Regions from separate parts of the Homo sapiens genome. Here region 2 is linked to region 1. The links are chromatin loops, found by intact Hi-C in ENCODE. Cell type or tissue: upper lobe of right lung. All regions are shown on one strand. Links, peaks and the distances in the headings refer to the core of each region. The heading gives the core; the rest is flanking DNA.

Region 1 (8,749 bases), core at 274-8,273:
CCTATTTTTTATTTTTGTTTATTTATTTTTCTGAGACAGGGTCTCACTCCACCACCCAGGCTGGAGTGCAGTGGCACGATCTCAGTTCACTGCAACCTCCACCTCCCAGGTTCAAGTGATTCTCTTGCCTCAGCCTCCCAAGCAGCTGGGATTACAGGTGTGAGCCACCATGCCCAGCTAATTTTCGTATTTTTTTTTTTTTTTTTAGTAGAGACAGGGTTTCACCATGTTGGCCAGGCTGGTCTCAAACTCCTGGCCTCAAGTGATCCCCTTGCCTCGGGCTACCTTAGTGCTGGGATTACAGACATGAGCCACCGTGCTCAGCTTCTCTTTTTAAAGTCACTTTCTTTTTTAAAATATTTTTTTCTTTTTCTTATTTTTTAAAAATTTTTTTATAGAGACAGGGTCTCACTGTGTTTCCCAGGCTGGTCTCAAACTCCTGGGCTCAAGCGATTCTCCTACCTCGGCCTCCCAAAGTGCTGGGACTACAGGAGTGAGCCACCGTGGCCAGCCAGCTTCCTTTATTCTCTACCAGAACATCCCTCTACAATTCCACTTTACCTTGCCATTAAATACACCCAACAAAGAGCACTTACTGTAAGCAACAACTGAACATATCCCTGTATGATGACGCAGGAACACGTGTGCCCTAAGTAAATGCTAAGACTGACAGAATTAAACAGTGAATCTTAGCAAACTTGAGTCCTGTCAAGTTACCTAATGATGGGACTCACATGGGGGCCAGTGACTCTAGCAGGAGCACACAGGGACTTTAGTGGGAAGGCAGCAGACATAGGTAGGAAGGAAGGTAGGGCCAGGTTGGAAAGGAGCTTCAGTAACAACAGAGGGCCGGCTAATTGACACCTAAAACTTGAAAAGTGAAGCCCACAGAGATAGATTTGGGGTAAGCCCAAGGAAGAAAGAGAGCAAGTTTTCTGGAGAGTTTTCATTCTTGCTTTTGTTTTTCCTGAGAAGCAATATTTCTTTGGAAAGAAAAGTCAGAGCTATTGAAATGGAAGCCTCTGCTGTTGCACAAATCTACCTGGAGGCTCATGGCACACAACATAGGTTTATCTAAGAGAGCATCTAGAAACAGGTCATATTTCTGATGCACTTCAATCTCCCAGAGCAAAGAAGAGATGTTATAACCTGGTGGGCATTTCAACATGCATTTTTTTTTCTCACAGTAGAGTTGATTCAAAAATAATTCTTCTGGCTGAAAGTCTAGTTTAAAAATACTGAACATCTGGGTGCAGTGGCACACGCCTATAATCCCTGCACTTTGGGAGGCTGATGCGGGAGGATCTCTAGAGGCCAGGAGTTCGAGACCAGCTTGGGCAACACAGTGAGACCTCCAACTCAAAAAAAAAAAAAAAAAAAAAAGCCCAGGCGAGGTGGCTCATGCCTGTAATCCCAGCACTTTGGGAGGCTGAGGCGGGTGGATTATGAGGTCAGGAGTTTGAGACCAGCCTAGCCAATATGGTGAAACCCTGTCTCTACTAAAAATACAAAAATTAGCTGGGTGTGGTGGTGGGCACCTGTAATTCCAGCTACTCAGGAGGCTGAGGCAGAAGAATTGCTTGAACCCGGAAGGCAGAGGTTGCAGTGAGCCGAGACTGCGCCACTGTACTCCAGCCTGGGCGACAGAGCGAGACTCCAACAAAAAAAAAAAAAAAAGGAAGAAGAAGAAGCAGCAGCAGCAGCAGCGGAGGAAGAGGAAGAGGAGGAAGAAGATGGAAGAAGAAGGAGAAGAAGAAGAGTTTAAGCCACTAAGCCAATGGCAGAATTGAGTGTGATCCTGAAGACTGCCATGGCTATCATCAAATGAGTCATCAAAGAGAAGGCCACACACCCATGATCCCCTTCTCATGAGGTTGACAAACTCTGCCTGCTGACACTTCTAGCTTTTAAATTCTGAGACTAGCAAGGAAGGAAGTTCTGGGAATGAGCCCTTCACTCCATTCCACTGGCACTGCCTTAGCACAGCTCTCACCTCAGTTCCCTGACACCATCAGCCCCCGCCTCATGGCCTAAACTCTCTTAGCGGCTTCGAAACTACTGCCGTTGATTTGGCCATACAGGACCCTTGCTGAATGACACCCTGCCCACCTCTCCAACTTCATTTTCTCCTTTTCTGGTCGTCCCTCCCTAGGGGTGTGGCCTTACTTCACTGTCTTCATCAATGGCAGGCATTGATTCCTCCAACACTTCAGGGGCACCTACTGCCTGGAGGGCCTATGCCAGGCGCTGGGAGCACCCAGGAGAATAAAACAAGCTCCTGCCCTCATGTCCCGTACAGTCCAGTGAACAGATATTTTAATAAGCCTAAGAACAGTAGACTTTCTATAAAGAAAGGGCTCTCTCTTCACACATAAGATATTCTCTAGCTTCTGGTTCGTTTGAACCTTTGGAGGCATATCAAAACCAGTAAAAACTCAAAGCTGGCATGAAACTGAGGAGATGCATTGCTCCAATAGGGGACACTGGCTGGAAATTTGATCTCTTCCTAAAAGACTCAAGAAACTTTGTGGATACAGATGTAGGAGTTACCGAGGTTAAGGGAGGCTGGGAGATGGGCAGGCTAGAAGGGATGATATCAAGGAGGATCCAGGATCATTCCCCAACACACCCCAGATGCAAGTCTGAGAGCAGCTGGCAGGCTAGAAAAACCACCTCTTTATGTCTCAATTTGCCTCTGCTCTGACTTTAGCCTTTCTTGAAACTACCCTGCCCTTTGCTGCAGTCTAGCCTTGCAATAACCCAGCCGTGGAAATTCCCTGTCCTCTAGGATTGCCTGCCATCTGTACTCTCCGCAGCTTAGACCGAACTACTTACCACCTCCTGCTTGGTTCGGGACCCCGGTCCCTGCTGCCCAGTTACGGCTCCACCTCATAGACTGTCAGTCTACAGCTCTCCCAGCCTCTGGAAACCTCCCCATCATTTCTCACTGGGGAAATTATCAGTAGTGGCCTCACAGATTATCTTGCAGTCCCATCTAGTTACCCGAAATAATAATTTTTGTTTAAATTCACCTCACTGTGTTCCAATTCCTATCTCCATCTCCTAATTATCCTGCCATAGACTCAGCCCCCGGGTGTCATTGGCCCTGTGGTTCTCTCCTGCCTGGACACTCACAAGCCCCACTCCAACAGATCCCTGCTCTATAATTAGTCCCCCTCCATCTCCCCATTCTCTTCCCCAATTCAGCTTAGGCAAATTATAAACTTTGTAATTAGAAAAGGGTAATGTGTTGCCAGGAATGCAAACATATTTAGTGCTAAAGCCTAGTGTTTTGTGCAGTTCTGGGCTCTGCTCCAAATCCTGGAGTAACGAAGAAAGATAAGGGGAAAGGAAGAAAACCTTTAATGAACTTGTAGTTTATGTCAGGAGCTTCTCACTCACGATCTCATTTAATTCTTTCAAAGACCTGAGAATTTGGGTTTAGGTAACAGGAGCTGAGAAAGGCCAAGAGATTTGCCCAACGTCATACCCCTGGAGAGAGGCAGAGCTAGATTCAAACCCAGGTCTCTACCTGGCTGTCTCTGCAGTCATATCTGGGCTTCCCCATATATTACAGAATATCACATATTATCTCAGTCTGGCACCTGACAAGCTCAGCTAATAGTGTGATGAAATTCCTCAACATGCCTTTTCAACTGTTTGGCTTTCCTATTCAAATTACTCCTACATATTTGGCAAGGAAAGATTCCAAATAATGTCAACACTCGAAAACTCTGCTTAAGCCATCAAAACTAGTACTGCCAGCCAGGCGCAGTGGCTCACACCTCTAATCCCAGCACTTTGGGAGGCCGAGGTGGGGGCATCACCTGAGGTCAGGAGTTCAAGACCAGCCTGGCCAGCATGCTGAAACCCTGTCTCTACTAAAAATACAAAAATTAGCTGGGCATGGTGGCACATGCCTCTAATCCCAGCTAGTTGGGAGGCTGAGGCAGGAGGATCACTTGAACCTGGGAGGCAGAGGTTGCAGTGAACTGAGATCATGCCACTGCACTCCAGCCTGGGCAACAGAGCAAGACTCTGTCTCAAAAAAAAAAAAAAAAAAAAAAAAACAAAAAACAGTACTGCCACAGTCACTCATTGTAACTGATGGCTAACTGGCAAGCAACTTGAGGACAGAGTCTATCTCTGACTCTTCTGTCACCTATGTAGCAGGAAGCAGGACCTGGCACTGACAGGTACATAATAAATAAATTATTACCAAAGAAAAAGAAGAAGATTGCATTCCTGCACAACTGAAGCCAAGAATAGTGGAAACCCACGTAATCCATTGTGGCATCATTTAAACTGTCCGTGGATACTGAAATGAACTCCAACACTGTTATGTTTTGGAGTCCTGAATGGAGCAGAAGAAGGAGATGAGTGTGAGTGAGCCACCCAGCTGGGTGACAGGGAGAAGATCATTTTTTTAAAAGATGCATCTTCATTGCCCTCCTATTGCTAAATTGCTTTCTTACATAGAGGGTTGTCATATACAAGGAGGGGGAAAGATGAATTTTTGAGAAGACCTGGCAGGAATATTGTTGTAGGCTCTTCAATAGCTACTAGACTCATCCTAGAAACAGATGGCACATCACTGCAACATGCTGCATGAAGGACAATTCCTGCATCAGGCATCATCCAGGGTCCACCCCCAGAGCTGCCTGCTGCTGTCATCCGGAGTCTTGAAACCAAATACATGATGTTTTCTGTGTTCCATGAATATGAAACTGTCATTAGCAAAATGATCTTTAGCAACTTTCACCTCTGAAATCAACTAACATCATGTTGTTTTATTTTCAAGGGTGGGGGGAAAACACTTTTCTCTTCATCATAAATCACAAAGCAATGATTCCCCGAGAGATATAAGAAAAAAGAGGTTATCTGCAAGCTGTTGTGCATATAAATAGAGGTATAGACACACCAGTTTTTGCAAAATGCAGAGGGCTTAGTGGTATCTGCTGGGGAATTTGAAACCAGCTGCTCAGACACCGCTAGGTTTCTACTACATCGTGAAAGCTCCAGCTGTTTCCACTGAGATCACAGACGCGGGTGAGACTGTCGATATTGATGGGGTGCAGAAAATGTTACCCAAAAATATGGCACCTTGGAAATTGAGAAAACAGCAGAAGTAGGAAGGCCTCTCTGCCTTCTCTGACCCCCTTCTCCCCTGAAGTGGGCCACAGACACTAGAATTCCACTTGCCCCTTCTTCCCTGATGCAGGCGATAAAACCTGGGAAAGTCACTCTCTGACCTTCTTCCTCACTTCTCCCCTGAAGGCCCTCCTGTGACAGGTATCCTGCCCTATACCTGAGAGGGAGAATTGTCACATAGGTTGTCAAGAAGAAACTGAACAGGCCTTGTTAAGTTCCTCCCCAGTTTATTACCAATAGAGCATGCTCTTTTGCCCTCCAATCATACTTCTGCATGACTGTCCATAAAAATACACAGATTCCCTTGTTTCTCTGGGTCATGATTTCTGAAGGTTCCTGTGTCACATAAAACTTACGTTAAATAAGTTGGTATGCTTTTATTTTGTTATTCTGTCTTTGGTTATGGGGTGTCAGCCATGAACCTTGTGATAGGTGAGGAAAAGAAATTATTTTTCTTCCCTACAACATCAAGCTGACCAAACAGACTTGGTGGATATTGCCCCCGATAAATTGACCCTTGGTATGCCGGCGAACAAATTGTTTCCTTGGTGGGGACCACACAGACCACACACACAGGCCTTTTTCAGGTATAGGAATTAGAAAGAGTCCTTCCTGAGCCAGTTTTTTGCTCTTAACACAGAATGCCTACCACAAAGGTATTCTTCAGTCCCACCTTTTTAGATATCCGACAGAAAAAAAACATTGTTTTAAGACCAGGCACAGTGACTCACACCTGTAATCCCAGCACTTTGGGAGGCCAAGGTAAGAGGATCGCTTGAACTCAGAAGTTCAAGATCAACCTGAGCAACATGGTGAGACCCCGTCTCTCAAAAAAAAAAAAAAAAAAAGCCAGGCATAATGGCGTGTGCCTGTAGTCCCAGCTATTTGGGAGGCTGAGGAGGGAGGATCACTGGAGCCCGGGAAGACTGCAGTGAGAGCTAGGATCTCATGCTTCTGCACTCCAGCCTGGGTGACTCAAAAAAAAAATTTTTTTAAAGGAAATTGCTCACAATCCCATTTCACATCTTTCATCTTGCCCTCAGTCTCAACCAAAACTCTCCCTTCTCACTCTCTCAAGCCTCTCTGGAAAATGCATATACTTAGGGTTGCATCAATCTGCTTTTCTATTTGGGATGATGTGTCCAAATAAAAGATCCTAACATCGAACATCAGCCTTCAAACTTCTCTGTTGATCAGGGGACACATTTCCCCTCCTAAACACCTGAAATTTAAATATGCTCTTTTATGTCATATAATATAATCAAGTCAAGGGAAAACATAACAGGTACTAGGTCGAACATTTATATCCTATGAGTATACCAGCTAACAAACCAGAAGATAACTCCATTATCCTTTTAATGGACACCCACCCCAAACCCCACTCATTCAAAACATTTTTATGACTATTAGCTTCCAAGCAGGCATTGCCCACAACCTCCCCAGATGGATGGGCTTCCTCAAATCCCAAGCAAACTGCAAGTTTTTAATCTGATTCTAATCCAAAGAAATTCCTGAAGAGGTTTCTGACTTTTACTGAACTGAAATTCAAAATAGAAACCACAGTCAGGCCTCTGAAGAGCAGCCCCATGTGGATGAGCACATCACCCATGTATGACAATGCCATACACATGGCTGTATACATGGAGAACCTGCTGGAAGGGGGAGCTTCCTTAACTAAATACAGTAGTCATCGGCTGGGCACGGTGGCTCACGCCTGTAATCCCAGCACTTTGGGAGGCCAAGGCAGGTGGATCACTTGAGCCCAGGAGTTCAAGAACAGCCTGGGCTACACAAAGAGAACCTGTATCTGAAAAAAAAAAAAAAAAAAAAAAGCCAGGCATGGTGGCATGTGCCTGTAGTCCCAGCTACTCAGAAGGGTGAGGCAGGAGGATTGCTTGAGCCCAGGATTTCAAGGCAGCAGTGAGCTAGGATTGCACCACTGTACTCCAGCCAGGGCAACAGAGGAAGACCCTGTCTCAAAAACAAACAACCACCCACAACCACCACCACCACAACAACAAAAACAGTAGTTGTTTCTGGTGTAAAAAGATATTAAAATTTCAGGACCTCCCATATGTATCATGCCAAGGGGAAAAGTTAAGCCCTGGAAACTGACTCACCTAACACAGCTGTTTTTCTCCTCCAGTGCGTGACTGCTGCTTTCTGACCTTTGGGTTGAGATTTTATACATTAACTGAACTCTCTATTCTTTATTCAAACCTAGACTAAATGATATTGGAGATAGACACCCTTCTGATTTTTGACTCTTTGCAATAAAATGTTAAGCAATCCCTTTAGAGTATAACCAATAGTAGCCAATCAAATCTTACATCTACATTAGACTTTGTATGAAAATGTTGTTATCCTGGGCAGGGCGTGGTGGCTCACACCTGTAATCCAAGCACTTTGGGAGGCCGAGGTGGGTGGATCACTTGATATCAAGAGTTCGAGACCAGTCTGGCCAACATGATGAAACCCCATCTCTACTAAAAATACAAATATTAGCCGGGCATGGTGGTGCACACCTGTAATCCCAGCTACTCAGGTGGCTGAGGCAGGAAAATCACTTGAACTCAGGAGGCAGAGGCTGCAGTGTACCGAGATCACCACTGTACTCCAGCCTGGGCAACAGAGTGAGACCCTGTGTTTAAAAAAAAAAAAAAGAAATGTTATCCTATTCAGCACCTCCATTTTTGCCTAGATAAATGGTCCTCATTTTTCCCCACACTGGGAGCACTGATCACCATTCTTTGGTGTAGCTCTGCTTCCCTGATGTCGGCCCTCACACTTCACGCTTGAATAAACTCTTTTAACTGGATCCTGAGCTTTTTGGTTATTTTAGGTTGACACTAGAGAAAGGAATCACGTGCATTTTACCAAGTCAACAAAGCTTTCTAGAAGAAAATGAGACAAAAGAGGAAAAACAGCAGCAGAAATAAGGATGGATAAACTTCTTTCTAAATAACAGTGAGTCTGTAATCTTTTAACACATGCTTATTTCAGAAAACAAAAACAGCAGCTCAGGCTTCAGCATCAGATCAACCTGGATTTGAATGCAAGCAAAGACCTCATGCAAGTTAGGTCTTTCAACCTGTTTTCTACGCTCTCTCAGTCTCAGTTTTCCCATCTGTAAAAATTAGCTCACAAGGTGGTGGTAAGAAATAGAAGAAAGTACGTGGGCCAGGTGCATTGGCTCACACCTGTAATCCCAGCACTTTGGGAGGCGAGGTGAGCGGATTACTTGGCCCAGGAGGTTGAGACCAGTCTGGACAACATAGCAAGACTTCATCTCTACAAAAAATTTAAAAATTAGCCGGGCATGGTGACTCATGTCTGTAGTCTCAGCTACTCAGGAGGCTGAGGTGGGAGGATCACTTGAGCCCAGGAGGTTCAAGGCTACAGTGAGCTGTGACCGAGCCACTATGCTCTAGTATAGACAACAGAATGAGATTCTGTCTCAAAAAAAAAAAAAAAAAAGAAGAAGAAGAAGAAAAGAAATAAGTGGCCAGATAAGCACTGGTGGATGTGTGTAAATCTCAAAAAAAAACTACCTACTATTATCAACTCTCAACTCATTACAAATGTGGGTTAAATTTTA
Region 2 (8,749 bases), core at 481-8,480, 54 kb after region 1:
TCTCTATGAAGTATTCTTCTATTCTTATTTCACTTCATGTTTTTATCAAAAATCATTGCTGAATATTAGCAAATTCTCTTCTGTTATCTAGTGGCTTAGCTATATAATTTTTTCTCTAAATTGTTAATGCAATTATTTGGCTAGACAGATTTCCCAATGCTAAGCTACTGTGTGAAGCTTAAAATAACCCCTTTTGGGTAGAGCAGAGCTTCACTGTGTAGGTAATCTGACTATCCAGAGATTCACTTCCAACCCTATCTCCAAATACCTAGTAAATCATTTGTAAAAGACCGAACATTATATCCAAGAGCTAAGCATGGCTCTTCCGCTAAGCCCAGAAAGGAAGCCAAGCTGCAGGACAGAGAAGCTGAGGTGGTGGGGAGCTTGGCAAATCAGCATCAAGTCAAAATGCTAAAGTAGCTGAGCTCTCTAAAGCAAAGTAAGGCAGCAGCTCCTCAACATGCTCTTGGAGACTGATTTCTAGTGCTCTTGATGAAAAGGGCTACTTTTCATCTACTCAGCCTCATCACGCCCGGCCACCCTGTCTCCCAAGCCCAAACTGCCTTTAAGCAGCCTCATTTCATTCTTTCCTACATTAGCACAACCAGGACTGCCTACAACCTTATTAGAGTACCTTGAACTAAATTTGCAAAAGGGCAAACTGGTTAGAAAAGTTACCCCTCTAAGGAGACTCAGCTCCAACGATACACAGCCTAGAGATTGGGGGTAACATTGTGCAAAATTTTTTAGAAAGAAGGAAGAGAGGAAAGAACAAAGGGAGGGAGGAGACAGGGAGCAAGAGAGAGAGACAGTGAGGCAGAGAGAGAAAAAAGAGGAGAAGAGAGGAGAGGAGAGGAGAGGAGAGGAGAGAAGAGAAGAGAAGAGAAGAGAAGAGAAGAGAAGAGAAGAGAAGAGAAGAGAAGAGAAGAGAAGAGGGAAAATAAAAGAAAAGGCCACCCTTTCTCTAGGCCTTAATCAGCACCCCCTCCCCTACCCCACTAGCCCAACAAGACAGGCACTCTTGTCACTAACTACAAAGCCACATCATGTACACTGACTACAACAGCATCCTAACTGGTCACTCCGCTTCCTGGATTGTTCCCCTCTAATCCTTCGTTTGTGCTACTCCAAAGTGAGCTCTCTGCAAAACAAATAAATAAAACCACATATTGCCTCATTCATTCATTCAAGGGTCCCCCATCACCTTGTAATCCCCCTAGCCCAGATTAGAGAATAAAATTTGGATGACAAGAGTTAAGTAACTTGCCCAAAGTCACACATCTAGGAAGGGGAAGAACAAGTGCTGAAACCCATGTCTTGCCAGAGAGAGAACTTATTATTGAGACAACAGCACCAAGACACCCAACAAGGGCAGAGCCCTCTTGACCCAAACACCTCTCATTAGGCCCCATCTCCCAACACCATCACATTGGGAGTCAAATTTCAACATGAGCTTTGGTGAGGACCAACGAACCATATCCAAACCACAGCAACAGGTAAACAAACTGAGGACAAGAGAGGGAAGCCCATAGGCCCATGGACATACAGAGGTCAGAACAAAATGGGGACTCAACCAAATCCCCTGAATCCAAAACCAGTGCTCCCCACCTGCATTCCTGGAACCAGACAGACCTAGAAGGTCAGAGGGAACTCTCTAGGTGGAGCTAAGAAATCTCCTGGTCTGTGGGAGGCACACAGAGTATTTTGAAGTATACACAAAGGACAAAGTAGACAGGGCTCAGGTGGTGGAAGACACTGAATGCCAGACTAATACACTTGTTCTTTGTCCTATAGGCAGAGTGGAGAAAAAAGCACGGATCTTGATCTAGATTCTAGGTTCAAATCCTGGCTCTGCCACTTAGCACTATGACCTGGTACAAGTTAATTAACCTCCCTATGCCTCAGTTCTCCCCTCCCTCTCTAAAACAGGGATGATAATGGCATCTGCATCACAGTGTTGTTGTGAGAAATAAATGACTTAGAATGTGCAAAGAGCTTAAAACAGTGCCTAACATATTGTAAGCAGCAAAAGCATTTGTTTCATTATTTTTTATCGAGAGAGCATCACAAAGAAGGCTATGTTTTAAGATTGTTACTCTGGCCAAAATTATCCTACAGCCAGGAAGAAATGAGGGAAATGTTAACATTTCCTCTTGTGGGGGATGGGCAGGTAGAGAAGAGAAGGAAAAAGAGGAACAAAGCAGCTGGGTCTCCCATGGGGCTTTGAACCCATCCTTCTGTTGATCTAGGACACCTCCCTTGATTTCACACCTTTTTCTTGGAGCCTCACAGAGATTATCTAAGACAGAAACCATTCCTTCCCTGTGCATCCCAAGTGATTTGACTCCCAATCACTCCAGGACATGCTTCCCGGAAGGTTCTGCAGACTTTGACGAGTAGAAATGGGAAAAAGGTAAAAATCCTTCCCAAATCCTACTTTGCATTTCCAAGCTCAGCTTCCCCCTCTTTAACCTGCTCCCATGATTTCAGTGTTTGATACGCACAGGGCCTTAACCATTCCCTGACTGACTTAGTCTACAGCTGGGAGTCAAATGCAGCTATAGAGAGCCCTGGGCAGCAAGCAATGAGCTTGCGCCTACACATCTGTTTATCTGAGGCTTTACTTTCTGAATAAAGCATCTGTCCCGACACTTTACGTAAAAACAAAAATTGCAATTAGCAGCCCACAAAAAGGAGGTAGATTGTTCTCCATGTGGTTTATAAGCCAGAGAAGTTTATGCCTGAGAACAATGGGTTGCAAAGATACTGCACCCTGGAGGTTTTCCAGGAAGTGATCAAGGCAGGTGATATTGAGTTACTCTGGGGATTTTGGTTTTCACTCTAAATTGATAGAAAATGATTTGTCTGAGTTTGTTTTCAACTAGAGATTTCCAGAAAGGGATGAATGCTTGACCCTGTATGTATGTTTAAGCCAGGCCAATGGCCATGAAGGCTGGCAGCCTAGAGCTATTAGCATGGGTCTCTCCTGCGCAGCTTCCCATCACTAACCTGCTCCCAGGCTGCTGGACTTTCTCCCATTACCATACCCTTGGCTTCAGCTCCTGATTCCTACCTGCCATTTTGTTTAAGGCTAGAGCTTGATTTTTCTGAGCTTTCACGAATCTGGTGCTTAAAATGTTTTCGGTTGGCTGAGTCACACCTCTCCGACACTGGAATTCCCCAAATCTCTTATTAGCCTTTTTGAGGTGCACGTGTTCATCAAGTGGCCCTGCACAAGAGAACCCATCTCTCAGAAGTCCGTGGAGTCACACTGGGCCTCTTGTCCCACTCTAGGGAAGGAAGGAAAGAAGCCTATCTATACCCTTTCCTTACAATTTGGCACAGAGAATGCAAGCTTACTGAGGCATTTCTTTTCCTAAATGTCTACTTTTAAGTCCCTGGGTCTTGAAGTCAAGTCCCTATGAGACATTCATCCCCAAGCCCCAGCCTGGAGTGATCTGGAAGCTCCTCTGACACGAACATAAAACACTTTTCCATTCCTTGTTTCTGCTTGACCTTCTTGCTTCTCTCCAACCAAACCCCTCTGCCTGAAATTTATTTCTATATCAGCTCATCAGAATATCAATGTCTGGGCCCATGATTTCTTGGAAAGAGAGAATATGGTGTTGAGAGTCACGGTAAATGTAAGTCTACAGAGTGGCCACGTGGGTTTCAGGGACTCTTAAAATGCATGAGGTTCCACTGAGTCCAGACAACTATCTACCTTAACGGTCTGGAACAATGACCACCCACATAAGATCAAAAACCTGAGATCTGATCCTTCTAGTTTTGTCAAATGGCTCAGATTATTTTAAGCTTCCTCTTTAGATAAAATGCAGTTTGACTCACCAGTTTTTTTTCTTTTCATAAAGGCTACTGTGAGGGAGTAGGGCATCCTCCTGCAACAAGCAGCGGAGAGAGAAATCAGTCCCCAGCCCTGACCCTCGGATCTCTGGTAAAACACTCAGTCATGAGACACGAGACCTCTGGCCACATGCCCTGATCCATGGACTCAGACAGAAAGTCCTCTCCTGCATCTTGGGGTCCAGAAGAGGCCAGGAAGCAAAATCTATACAAGGAATGCTGGTTTCTTGCCCCAGGATCTAGGTAAACATTGAATAAAATTATTTAATCTGCCATTTAAGCAAGAAGTATTTCTAAAGCCACATGCTGGTGACCAGGCAGAGAAGATGGCTAAGCTGGGAAAGAACTGGTGTGTCAGTACCACGTCCATCTACAGTTAATACTCACTGGCATAGGATCCTGAAACACAAGTGGTCTGCTCTTGACTCTGCAGAAAAGGATTCCATTCCTTACACCTTCTTCCTCCCCTGCAGGTTACTCCTCCTACCTTAACCACGCCCTTCCCTTTCCCCATTTTGCTCCAGGGCTCCTGCCTTCTATTTTCTATGGCTTCTCTTGGATAGTGAAAGGTGGAGCTGGAAGGAGAGTTGTCCATGAGTGGGAAGAATCAGAGTCCCAGGGATGGGGCCAGAAGCGGTACTTTGGGATATTCAGGAGTTTGAGGAAAGGGACTCATCAATAACAAAAAATCAGTAATAGGCACAGAAAGGCAGAGACCTCAGTCCACTCGTTTACTGAGTCATCAGTAAACAAGTTTACTTGTTTACTCAGTCATCCTGCTCACAGGCACCTCCCCAAGGAACCATGCTCTTGGGTACTGCAAACCTGGGTGGCTTAAAACAACAGAAATTTCCTCTCTCACATTTCTGGACCCTAGAAGTCAAAATCAAGATGTCAGCAGGGCCATCTCCCTCCAAAGGAACAATCTTGCCTTGCCTCTTCCTGTGGACAGCCCATACCTTGCAGCTTCATTGCTCCAATCTCTACTTCTGTCATCACGTGGCCATCTTCCCTCTGTGTGTGTCTCTGTATTCAAATTTTCCTTTTCTTATAAGGACACCAGTCATTGGAATAGGGCCCACTCTAATCCACTATGACCTCAAATTAACTTGGTTACGTCTGCAAAAACCCCGTATCTAAATAAGGTCATATTCATCCCACAGCAGGAGGACATGGACAGACGCTGAGATCAATACCTGACGCTACACAGCCAAGTGGGGTCCAGGCTTCTGCCCATCCTGTGTCCCTCCCTGCTCCTTCCACAATCTGCCTGTCTAATATTCCATTTCTGTCACTTAATCTTAGTATCTCCTGGACCCCTGACCCTAAGCCTTCCTGGCCAACCATGTTTTTGTGCTACCATGTCTAGTGCCTGGCACTGCATCCGGCACATAGTAGGCCTACAAAAAGATGAATGCATGACATCCAAATAGTCTCTTTCCAGAGATGAGACCAGTGGCCCTAAACTGGTCTATAAAAAAGTATCTTTATATTACTTTATAATATAATTTTATAATATAATTTATATTTATAATCTATAATATAATTTTATAATATAAATTAATATCAAATATTAATATATTGATATAAAATAATTTATATTATAAATTAACATTTATACTATAAAATAATATAAAGAGACCCTTACAAAAGAGTCTCTTTACATTATTCTATAGTCTTTTTCCAGAGATGAGAACAGTGGCCCTATAACTGTCTCTTGGGAGCTAGGATTAGAGAAGCTGTGTCTCCCTTAGTTGGGATGTCCCCCCTCAGACCACAGGAGACTAGAGAAACCTCAGACACACCTCAGCATGGCCTGCCTACATTTGCAGAGAGGCTGTGTCTTGACTCTTGGCAGATGTTGTGTTACTGTCCCCTGCCCCTGCCCCTGCCCCTGCCCTCACATAATTCTTTGACCCTTGTCTCCAGCCTGACTTTACCACTTGACACAATAGGAACTGACCCTCAGCAGTCAGCTTGACTTCCCCCTCCTGGTCCATTTGGATGGACATCCTTTGTGACCCAGATGTGACCTCTAAAATCCACCCAGGCACCGGCCCTTGGCAGGTGCATGACACAAGCTTATCTCAGCATCAGAGCTCAGAGCTGTGGAAAACTGTCTATGACAGACATGGAGCTAACAGTTTTCCATGAATCAGCTTATTAAATCCTCAAAGCAATCATACGAGGTAATAACAACTACTATCCCCATGAGGGATGGGGAAATTGAGCCTTGGGGAAGCTAAATGCCTGCCCCAAGGTCACAGACCTAAAACGTGGTGGCACCTGATTCCATCCTGAGCCTGTGGCCGAGCAGCCAGAGCTCCCGAGATGCAATGCTAGTTTCCCAAGGGTGGGACACACAGTGACGCTGGCACCAGAGATGATGTGACGTGGTCCAATAGTGAATCCTGCTGCTATGGTTCGAATGTATTTGTCCCCCCAAAAGTCATACGTTGGAACTTAACCCCTAAGATGATAGTATTAAGAGGTGGAGGTGAAGTAAGTAAGTCACGAGGGCTCCACCTTGTGAATGGGATTAATGCTCTTCTAAAAGAGGCTTCAGAGAGCTGCCTGATCCCTCCATCTCCCCTGCCATATAAGGACAGAGCATTCATCCCTTTAGCCCTTCTGCATGTCAGGGCAGAGTTCACCATTTCCATCACATGAGAACCCAGCACCATCTTGGAAGGCACCAACTAGGAGGCAGAGATTCCCCCTCCAGACACGAATCTGCTGACACCATGATCATGGACTCCTCAGCCTCCAGAACTGTGAGAAATAGATTTCTATTGTTTGTAAATTGCCCGGTCTCAGGTATTTTGTTATGGCAGTACAAAATGGACTAAGATACATGGTATGAGTCTCCTCTTTTAACTCTTTTATCTATCTAATCATGGAGAAAGTCTTAGTTGGTGCTGTGGGATGAAAGGAAGCTCAGAAAGAAAACCTCTTTCCTTTCTGTTTCCTTTCTGACCTTTGCTAATATCTTCCTCACCCCACATTCCCTTTTTTAAAGGTAACACAAGCCAAACTTACACAATTTGACAAGCAATAGATGATAAAAAGAAGTGATACCAGGTATCATTTAATTTCTTTCCTATGGTTACTTTGAATATATGAAAGCAATACTGTTTTTCCTGTTATGGCAGTGATTAAAAGCTTTACTTTGTAATGCATCTATTTAAGGACAAGATGTAAATTCACTTCTTAAAAATTAAGTAAATAATAATACATGTTCCCTCATATGGAAAAAGATCAGGAAAGTGAAGCCCAAGAGACTCAAAGGTGGGAACAGTGCCCTGTGTTATGCCACCTCTCAAGGCTGGGAAATCCCAGCTGCGATATCAGCAAAGCTGGCAGCTCCCACCCAGCTCCTCCAAACACCATTAACCATGTGTGTTCATAGAGAATAGCTGTGAGTTCTCACAAGTTTTACAAAAATCTATTCACAAGTTCTGGAAAAAACAAAGAACATTGACTCATTCTCTCGCAAAGAGCCTCAACGATTTTTTTAAAGAGTAAAAACTGGGCAACCCGCTTGGGTCCCCTTCCACACTGTGGAAGCTTTGCTCTTTTGCTCTTTGCAATAAATCTTGCTGCTGCTCACTCTTTGGCAAAAAAAAAAAAAAAGAGTAAAAATTAACTCAGATTGACAAAATAAACATTTGTCCTGACATTCATCAGGCTGGGATAACAGACATAGATAAAGCTACTTGCAAAGTATACCAGGAAATGATATTTCTACCAAGGACACACCACACATAATAACCTTCTTTGAGTAACTACTGTTTTCTTGCATCCTGAAAAGCCTTGATATCTAAAATCAGTGACTATCAGAAACTTCACTGTTGGAAATTGTATGAGTAGGAATGAACCATCTCACTCTTGCCTGGAAGACCTAAGTCACTTTGACACAGAGAAGCAGCTTTGATTTCCAGCCCAGATACAAAGCTTCATATAAGGGGTTTCTGACGAAAACACTCACATTTACCTTAACCTTGTCATTTCCAAGGAAATGGGAGCCTGGGTTCAATTTACAGTCCAGACCCCTCTATACCCAGCACTGCTTTGCTTTTAAGCTTTATTTTCATTTTACCTAAATTTTAGCCTTCTTGAAAACTGTAGAATAATTCTATCTTTCCCTGTGTTTGGTGAGATGTCCAATGGCCCTTCAGGCATGCAGCCTCCATCATGAAAATGGATCAATAAATCTGACTTTCTTGGGCTGTAGATTGGTCCTTAGTGGTCTCAGGCTGATTAGGCTAAAGTGGTTTATATTTAACTTTTGTTATTCAGGCTTTTGGAGGTACTCTTTATCTTTCAAAATAAACAAGCAAATAAATCACAACAGGCTCCCTGGGGATATTATGACCAAATTATAAAGCTGCAGTTTAACTTTTCTATGGAAGCCACCTGGTAATTTGACTCAATTTTTCTGTGTAACCATTAATGACATGGTTTTTCTCTTCAGATGGTTGTGCTTTTGTTTTGTTTCAATGGGGAGTTTTGGCCCTGATCAGTTTTGTGAATAGACACACAGGCTTGAATGTGCACACATGTGCTTAACTGTTAGTCTTCCATCTCAGCACAGGGCAGAGCTCCACGCTCATGGTGAGGCAGCTCCATGGTCAAAGCCCACAGGCTCTCACCTAAATCATCTTGACTGAGGATCATCTGGATGAAAAGGAACCCATGCCCCCTCCCAGGCTACACGCGTAAGGGGGTTTCTTTCATCATAATCATATGAGTCTCCTAGGCAAGGGGAGGAAAGTCTAGCCCAGGAGCAGAGGGGTGGGGGTGCAGAATTCAAAACTCCTTCCCCATGGAGCCATCTGTTCTCTTGTCTCTGCTTCCTCACAAGCATCTGCCTGCTCTCTGCTCA

What was found. Peaks named below come from ENCODE experiments on the same cell type or tissue, not always from the same donor. Only the 100,000 strongest peaks of a DNase experiment are listed, where the experiment ranks them.
Region 2: a loop joins it to region 1, with 4 times the contacts of the local background. A loop is called at or near these places in 8 of 110 quality-filtered maps.

The regions. Positions count from the first base shown.
Region 1 is chr15:91,204,436-91,213,184 of GRCh38, reverse strand. All of the region lies in intron 1 of SV2B (synaptic vesicle glycoprotein 2B), which reads right to left. Among named protein-coding and RNA genes, the nearest start is that of SV2B, 110 kb to the right of the region's middle. In upper lobe of right lung, for the core only: no CTCF peak of the experiment used is centred there; a DNase peak (open chromatin) is centred at 3,784; H3K27me3 peaks cover 119 bases.
Region 2 is chr15:91,150,820-91,159,568 of GRCh38, reverse strand. The region is part of intron 1 of SV2B (synaptic vesicle glycoprotein 2B); the gene reads right to left. Among named protein-coding and RNA genes, the nearest start is that of SV2B, 55 kb to the right of the region's middle. RefSeq lists an enhancer at 3,040-4,239. In upper lobe of right lung, for the core only: no CTCF peak of the experiment used is centred there; no DNase peak of the experiment used is centred there; H3K27me3 peaks cover 1,864 bases.